Linked DNA regions of Homo sapiens: region 1 is linked to region 2. Evidence: read pairs that join two places in POLR2A ChIA-PET (ENCODE). Cell type or tissue: endothelial cell of umbilical vein. All regions are shown on one strand. Each heading gives the region's core, and the rest is flanking DNA. Links, peaks and the distances in the headings are about the cores only.

Region 1 (4,389 bases), core at 145-4,144, 55 kb after region 2:
GCTGAGGGTGAAGGGGAACCATCCAGTGTCCTGGGTTGGGGAAGCATTTTCCTCTTTATGAGTCTGTCTCTGGTCCTCATGGAACAAAAGTGGGCAGTGGTGGTATGAGAAGCAGAGGCTAATTGTCTACCCCCTGCCTCCAAGTAGAATTACTCCTTGTCTGTGTACCTGGTGAGGCAGTTGACTGCAGGAACCCTTCTACAAAAACTCAGAGCAAAGGGTATCCGGAACCCAGACCACTCGCGGGCACTGAGTGAGTAACATCTTTCCTCTCTTCCCCACCTGATCTGGATTCAAGTCTTCCTGGCCCTCCAGCCTTCATAATTAAACCCATACCTCTTTTTTGACAACTTACTCCCCTTCTCACATGAACCCCAACCCTCCCCCTCTACCCCTGACCAGTCTTCCAGTCTTTATAGTTGAAGTTGGACCACTCCCAGGCACCCTTGAATTTCCAATCATGTATCTGCTTTGCACCTCACAGTCCCTAACTCCAGCCCTGCTAGAATATGGGCTCTCCGGACTGGAAAGAATCTTAGGGGTCCTCTAATCTAACCCTCACATGATGCTTCAACTCCTCCAGATCATCTCTAACATAGCCAGAGTGTCACGCTATGTTTAAGCATCTTCAGGGATGGGAAAATCCCCCACACCCAGCCTTCATCATCCATATCCCAGACCACTTCCATGTGACGTCCCACTGGCCCCCAAAGACGCTCCACCCAGCAGCCTCTCAGCCAGAGCCATCTGTTCCTGGCCTTACCAACTCCTGGGCTTCCTCCAGCCTTGCTGACCCCATGGCTCTGGCCTCACTTTTGTTTCAGTCAAGGAGAAATTGACTGCTGACCCTGACAGTGAGGTGGCCACTACAAGTCTCCGGGTGTCACTCATGTGCCCGGTGGGTAAAAGGGGAGAAGGGAACAGGGTGGGAAGGGAGTTGGGTTTAGCCTGTGGACTTTGATGAGGGTTCCTAGGGATACTGGCGTGAAGTTTTCTGGGATGAAATCAGAGTAGGGCCTCTGACAAGAGAACTTGCTTCTCCTCAGCTAGGGAAGATGCGCCTGACTGTCCCTTGTCGTGCCCTCACCTGCGCCCACCTGCAGAGCTTCGATGCTGCCCTTTATCTACAGATGAATGAGAAGAAGCCTACATGGACATGTCCTGTGTGTGACAAGAAGGCTCCCTATGAATCTCTTATCATTGATGGGTAGGGCCATTTTGCTTCCTCTTACCTAGGACATCCACTAGAACCTCTTTTCTTGGTTATTTCTTTTTCTTTTTCTTTTCTTTTTTTTTTTTTTGAGATGGAATCTTACTCTGTTCCCCAGGCTGGAGTGCAGTGGCACAATCTTGGCTCACTGCAACCTCCACCTCCCGGGTTCAGGCGATACTCCTGCCTCAGCCTCCTGAGTAGCTGGGATTACAGGCACCCACCACCATGCCTGGCTAATTTTTGTATTTTTAGTAAAGACTGGGTTTCACCATGTTGGCCAGGCTGGTCTTGAACTCCTGACCTCAGGTGATCTGCCCACTTCAGCCTCCTAAAGTGCTGGGATTACAGGCATGAGACAACATGCCCAGCCTATAATATTTCTTTTTTCTTTTAGCCACCACCTCCTTCAGGGTTTTTAATTCATATGGCTTACTTCCCCTCACATGAACTGCAATTCTCACCTTATCTATCCCTTTTACCAGTCTGTGTGTGTGTGTGTGTATGTGCATGTGTGTGGAGGGGGAGGGCAACATTAAGGACTTAGTATATACAAGGCATCTTGCTGAGCACTTTGCATGAGTTATCTCATTGAATCCTCACAATAACCCTATGGACTCGGCTCCTACCTGTAATTCCAACACTGGAAGGCTGAGATGGGAAGATCATTTGAGGCTAGGAGTTTGAGACCAGCCTGGGCAACATAGTAGACCCTCTCTCTATAAAAAATTAAAAAAATTAGCCAGGCATGTTATAATAGCTCATGACTGTAGTCTTAGCTGCTCAGGAGGCTGAGGCAGGAGGATGGCTTGAACCCAGGAGTTTGAGGCTGCAGTGAGCTATGATTGCATTACTGCACCCCAGCCTGGGCAACAGATTGAGACCCTGTCTCAAAAAAAGAAATAATCCTATGATTGGCTAGTGACACTCACCCAGAAAAAAAAAAAGAAAAAAAAAAACCCTATGAGATAGGTAGTATCATTACACATGAGGAAACTGAGGCCGAGAGAGATTGAGCCTTGCTCAAGGTTATATTGTTAAGTGGCAGAGCCAGTGTACTGAACTGTCATAATATATCACCTATAACAACTACCTGACTTCCCACTGAGCATTGCAATAAGGTTCTTTTCAGGGCCTGGATGTTCTAATCTTTTGATCTTGCTAGTCTTAACCTCTTTTTGGAATCTACATTATGGTTCCTGTTCCCAGTGCTCCCCCACTTTTTGTTTGTTTGTTTGTTTTTGAGACAGGGTCTCGTTCTGTTGCCCAGACTGGAGTATAGTAGCACAATCATAGCTCACTGCAGCCTCGACCTCCTGGCCTCAAGTGATCCTCCCACCTTGGCCTCCCAAAGTGCTAGGATTGCAGGCATGAGCTACCATGCCTGGCCCCTAGTGCCTTTATTTATTTATTTTTACACAAGTGTTTAGAAAGCCAAAGACCCAGTGCCTTTTGGAGATGGTTTATGGACTTCTGTGTCTCTGCTCCTTTTGTTCCTTATACTACACGTAAGTGCTCAGATTTTTTTTTTTTTTTTTTTTGAGACGGTGTTTCACTCTGTCACCCAGGCTGGAGTGGTATGGCACAGTCTCGTGATCTCAGCTCATGCAACCTCTGCCTCCTGGGTTCAAGCAATTCTCCTGCCTCAGCCTCCTGAGTAGCTGGGATTACAGGCATGTGCCGCCACATCCGGCTAATTTTGTATTTTTGGTAGAGATGGGGTTTCACCATGTTGGCCAGGCTGGTCTCGAACTCCTGACCTCAGGTGATCCACCCACCTCAGTCTCTGAAAGTGTGATTATAGGCGTGAGCCACCACGCCGGCTTTTTTTTTTTTTTTTTTTTTGAGGCAGAGCCTTGCTCTGTTTCCCAGGGTGGAGAACAGTGGTGTGGTCTAGGCTCACTGCAACCTCTGCCTCCTGGGTTCAAGCGATTCTCGTGCCTCAGCCTCCTAAGTAGCTGGGATTATAGGCATGTGCCACCACACCTGGCTAATTTTTGTATTTTTAGTAGAGATGAGGTTTCACCATGTTGGCCAGGCTGGTCTTGAACTCCCAGCCTCAAGTGATTCACCTGCCTGTACCTCCCAAAGTGCTGGGATTAAAGGCGTGAGCCACTGCACCCAGCCTCAGATTGTATTTATTTTAAAACCTATTACTTACTTTGCAAAGCTCTTTTACATACCTTGTGTTATTTGATTCCAACAACTCAGAGCGGTCCAGTAGGATGGATAATGTTCTTATTTTACAGATGAGGAAACTGAGATACAGGAAGGTGAGTTACAGAACTCTGGCTACTGTTCTGCTCATCTCCCAGCCCCGTGAATTTTCATCTCTCTCTTCCCCCAGTTTATTTATGGAGATTCTTAGTTCCTGTTCAGATTGTGATGAGATCCAATTCATGGAAGATGGATCCTGGTGCCCAATGAAACCCAAGAAGGAGGCATCTGAGGTTTGCCCCCCGCCAGGGTATGGGCTGGATGGTGAGTGACCCCCTGTTCCCCAGCTAAGCTAAATCTTGGATGGCCTCTTCTCTGAGACGTAGTCTTCTTAATACCCACAGGCCTCCAGTACAGCCCAGTCCAGGGGGGAGATCCATCAGAGAATAAGAAGAAGGTCGAAGTTATTGACTTGACAATAGAAAGCTCATCAGATGAGGAGGATCTGCCCCCTACCAAGAAGCACTGTTCTGTCACCTCAGCTGCCATCCCGGCCCTACCTGGAAGCAAAGGGTATGAGAAAATAGGCTGAGTCTACAGCAAAACGGACAGGGGAAGAAGTCAGGATTGCTTTCTGATCATTGGACAAAGCCTGGGGCAAGAGAAATGTGGAGGGGACAGAGAGGGAACCTGGGGACCTGAGCTGGGTGAGGGCATCTGTGGTTTGCTGGCTGCCTCAGCTCCTCTCTACCCACAGAGTCCTGACATCTGGCCACCAGCCATCCTCGGTGCTAAGGAGCCCTGCTATGGGCACGTTGGGTGGGGATTTCCTGTCCAGTCTCCCACTACATGAGTACCCACCTGCCTTCCCACTGGGAGCCGACATCCAAGGTATGACATGGGTCATAAGATGGACCCTGCACTGCCACACCCTCCCCAGAGCTACATCAGAACCCCTGTTCCTTCTCAAAGCCTCCTGCTTCTCCTGCAAGGGGCCACAGTCCACAGTGCTTTGTCTTTTG
Region 2 (4,381 bases), core at 1-4,000:
ATATATAATATACATATAATATATAACATAATTATATATTATATATAATATACATATAATATATAACATAATTATATATTATATAGTTATATATTGTATATAATAATTATTATTATTTTTTAAAGATAGGGTCTCACTTTGTTGTCTAGGCTGGAGTGCAGTGGTGCAACCACAGCTCAGTAGTTGGGACTACTAGGTACGCGCCACCACGCACAGCTAATTTTTTTTTTTGAAACAGGGTCTCACTCTGTCATTCAAGCTGGAGTGCAGTGGCATGATCATGGCTCACTCTAGCCTCAACCTCCCAGGCTGAGGTGATCCTTCCACCTTAGCCTCCCGAGTAGCTGGGACTATAGGCGTGTGCTACCACGCCTGGCTAATTTTTTTTTTTTTAGAGACAGAGTTTTGCTATGTTGGCCAGGCTGGTCTTTAACTCCTGGACTCAAGCAATCCGCCCCCGACAGCCACCCAAAGTGCCGGGATTATAGGCATGAGCCACCATGCTTGGCTGAGATTTGTATCTAAATATATAAAATCTTCATCCTAAGCCCTATAGGGGTAAGGAGACAAAAAAGAAATGTGATGTGACCTTCCACGTGGCTAGTCTGATTCCTATTATCCCCTCCCTAACTTCTTACCCTTGGTGGTCCCTGGGGCCTGAGGCATAACTGACTAACTATGTGGTCAGAACTCTGGGTTTATCTAACCAATGAGCTGCAGTTTCTGGTCATACAGCCCTGCCAGTTTTCTGGATGCAAAACTGCTCACATACTAAACACCTTTCTGAAAATGAGCATGGTTTGGGATAAAGCTATAGCCATTGGTAATGGTGAGGGGGTAGCCTGAGAGGGGGTTGCTTAGAAGTACAGAGCAAGACATAGTTGGGGAAAGGACCATGGGAAGGACAAGAGGCCTGGAATTTTTCCTTGGCAGTGCCCTGTAATCATTGTTTCCTAAAATACCAGCTCTGATTTTAAAGGCATTGGGGTCAAAAGGGAAGATTAGCTAGGGTCGGGCACCTTTAGAATGGGCTGAAGGCTGAGGAAACCATGGAGGTAGGTAGGGGACCAGTTGGGAGAGTAGATTAGTTAAAAAGGAAGCAGGTTGTGGGAAACTTCAGGATGATGGGACCCTTGGAAAGGATGGATGGCAAACTATGTGTGTGGGCAGGCGAGTGGCCCCACCCAGTTAATTACCACTGAGATTTCCAAGGCTGGAATCAACCAGGGACCTAGACATTGGAAAAAGACAGTGAGAGTGTGACAATGACACTGGAAGTCAGGAAGAGATAGAGAAGGAGAGAGCCAGACATGCAGTGCTCCTTAGCTTCCTTTCATTCCCCCTATTTTGGGGAGAATTGGAAGCAATGGTTGTTCTGGGGATACAGAAAGGCCCTCTCCCTCTTTTGACCCTCACAGTTTGTTGAGGAGAGTGTGTGGAAGGAATGTTGTGGAAAAGAGTAGCCAGGCGCGGTGGCTCACGCCTGTAATCCCAGCACTTTGGGAGGCCGAGGCGGGCGGATCATGAGGTCAGGAGATCGAGACCATCCTGGCTAACACGGTGAAACTCCGTCTCTACTAAAAATAAGAAAAATTAGCCGGGCGAGGTGGCAGGCGCCTGTAGTGCCAGCTACACGGGAGGCTGAGGCAGGAGAATGGCGTGAACCCAGGGGGGCGGAGCCTGCAGTAAGCCGAGATCACGCCACTGCACTCCAGCCTGGGCGACAGAGAGACTCCGTCTCAAAAAAAAAAAAAAAAAAAAAAAAAAAAAAGTAACTTGACCTTTTCAGACATGTCTGTGAATGAAATTTCAGGGGTGGGAATGGAAATACAGCTGTACATCAGCATGGCAGAGGGCCACAGTTTAGGCATCTGGACACAAACACAGGAAGGGAATCATCTTTGCCTGGAGCTCTGAGTACATGACACTGAGAGAGGCCAGAAAAGCTTATGAGTGAAAAAGCAGGCAGGCAGACTGAGATTAAGACGCTTCCTCACAGCTTCTCTCGGGCTGTGCCTCTAGCCATTCACTACCTCATACTAACATTATGATCCTGACCCCACAGGTCTCTGCTCCCCCTTTAACCTGGATGAACATCACCCACGCCTATTCCCAGGGCCACCAGAAGCTGAATTTGGATACAGTGTCTTACAACATGTTGGGGGTGGACAGCGATGGTGAGGAAGAAACCGGAGTGCCAGGGGATTGGGACTGCAGTAGTGCTAACAAAGGGGAGGCAAGATAGATGGGACTCTAAACTAATCTGGTCTTTTGAAAGTGGCTGGGGCTCTAAACTTACCACCTCCATGCTCTTTCCCTTTGGCCTATGTCAAGGGTCATGTTTGCCCTGTGCTTACTTACATTCACATCCTCTTCCCAGGATGCTGGTGGGCGCCCCCTGGGATGGGCCTTCAGGCGACCGGAGGGGGGACGTTTATCGCTGCCCTGTAGGGGGGGCCCACAATGCCCCATGTGCCAAGGGCCACTTAGGTGAGAAGATGCCTGACCCTTCTCCTCCTAACCCCTGACTTTGATACTCTAGAAGCTTCAACTCCCTATACCTCAGCTTTTTCACCCCTAAAATCCGCATACTCCCTGTCCCCAATCTGATACCAATCCCTGCTCATTCTCCTCCAAAATCACATGAATTCAAGCACCCCATCTATGACCCCATGATCTCATTCTCTTCCACCTCCTTCCAACCAGGTGACTACCAACTGGGAAATTCATCTCATCCTGCTGTGAATATGCACCTGGGGATGTCTCTGTTAGAGACAGATGGTGATGGGGGATTCATGGTGAGCTAAGGAGAGGGTGGTGGCAGTGTCTCTGAAGGTCCATAAAAGAAAAAAGAGAAGTGTGGTAAGGGAAAATGGTCTGTGTGGAGGGGTCAAGGAGTTAAAAACCCTAGAAAGCAAAAGGTAGGTAATGTCAGGGAGTAGTCTTCATGCCTCCTTCAACTGGGAGCATGTTCTGAGGGTGCCCTCCCAAGCCTGGGAGTAACTATTTCCCCCATCCCCAGGCCTGTGCCCCTCTCTGGTCTCGTGCTTGTGGCAGCTCTGTCTTCAGTTCTGGGATATGTGCCCGTGTGGATGCTTCATTCCAGCCTCAGGGAAGCCTGGCACCCACTGCCCAACGTGAGCCAGAGGAAGGCTGAGTACTTGGTTCCCAGAAGGAGATACTGGGTGGGAAAAAGATGGGGCAAAGCGGTATGATGCCTGGCAAAGGGCCTGCATGGCTATCCTCATTGCTACCTAATGTGCTTGCAAAAGCTCCATGTTTCCTAACAGATTCAGACTCCTGGCCAGGTGTGGTGGCCCACACCTGTAATTCTAGCACTTTGGGAGGCCAAGGTGGGCAGATCACTTGAGGTCAGGAGTTCAAGACCAGCCTGGCCAACATGGTGAAACTCCATCTCTACTAAAAAAAAAAAATACAAAAATTAGCTGGGTGCGCTAGTGCATGCCTGTAATCTCATCTACTCGGGAGGCTAAGACAGGAGACTCTCACTTCAACCCAGGAGGTGGAGGTTGCGGTGAGCCAAGATTGTGCCTCTGCACTCTAGCGTGGGTGACAGAGTAAGCGAGACTCCATCTCAAAAATAATAATAATAATAATTCAGACTCCTTATCAGGAGTCCATGATCTGGCCTGGCACAGTAACTCATGCCTGTAATCCCAACATTTTGGGAGGCCAACGCAGGAGGATTGCTTGAGGTCTGGAGGTTTGAGACCAGCCTGGGCAACATAGAGAGACCCCATCTCTACAAAAATAAAAAATAAAAAAATTAGCTGGGTATGGTGGTGCATGCCTGTGGTCCCAGCTACTCAGGAGGCCAAGGTGGGAGGATCACTTGAGCCCAGGTGGTCCAGGCTGCAGTGAGCCATGATTATGCCACTACACTCCAGCCTGGGCGACAGAGTGAGACTCTGTCTCAAAAACAAACAAAATGGGCCAGGCGTGGTGGCTCACGCCTGTAATCCCAGCACTTTGGGAGGCCGAGGCCAGTGGATCACGAGGTCAGGAGATCGAGACCATCCTGGCTAACAGAGTAAAACCCTGTCTCTGCTAAAAACACAAAAAATTAGCCGGGTGTCGTGGCGGGCGCCTGTAGTCCCAGCTACTCGGGAGGCTGAGGCAGGAGAATGGCGTGAACCCAGGAGGCAGAGCTTGCAGTGAGCCGAGATTGCGCCACTGCACTCCAGCCTGGGCAATAGAGCGAGACTCTGTCTCAAAAAAAAAAAAATGTTCTCTACCCACATGCCTTTCCTAATATTCTCTTCTCCTTAAACATTTTCAGTCTTCATAGTTGCTACCATGTTTCATTCCTCACCATCAGAACCACTCTGCTTTTGTTCCCCCACCATACAGTCATTGCTAT

What was found. ChIA-PET counts read pairs that join two places held together with the same protein. Peaks named below come from ENCODE experiments on the same cell type or tissue, not always from the same donor. Only the 100,000 strongest peaks of a DNase experiment are listed, where the experiment ranks them.
Region 1: POLR2A ChIA-PET joins it to region 2 with 5 read pairs; 32 of 35 experiments call an interaction of 5 or more read pairs at or near these places.

What each region holds. Positions count from the first base shown.
Region 1 is chr1:145,850,322-145,854,710 of GRCh38, reverse strand. It overlaps PIAS3 (protein inhibitor of activated STAT 3), which reads left to right. Exons shown (of 14, transcript NM_006099.3): 7 at 148-253; 8 at 825-898; 9 at 1,047-1,207; 10 at 3,558-3,691; 11 at 3,772-3,940; 12 at 4,125-4,258. It overlaps MIR6736 (microRNA 6736), which reads left to right and starts at 4,066; the gene lies at 4,066-4,124. RefSeq lists an enhancer at 3,831-4,389. In endothelial cell of umbilical vein, for the core only: no CTCF peak of the experiment used is centred there; no DNase peak of the experiment used is centred there; H3K27ac peaks cover 183 bases.
Region 2 is chr1:145,905,150-145,909,530 of GRCh38, reverse strand. ITGA10 (integrin subunit alpha 10) reads left to right here. Exons shown (of 30, transcript NM_003637.5): 2 at 2,066-2,177; 3 at 2,381-2,490; 4 at 2,707-2,798; 5 at 3,023-3,137. Among named protein-coding and RNA genes, the nearest start is that of ITGA10, 2.7 kb to the left of the region's middle. In endothelial cell of umbilical vein, for the core only: no CTCF peak of the experiment used is centred there; a DNase peak (open chromatin) is centred at 1,890; H3K27ac peaks cover 1,913 bases.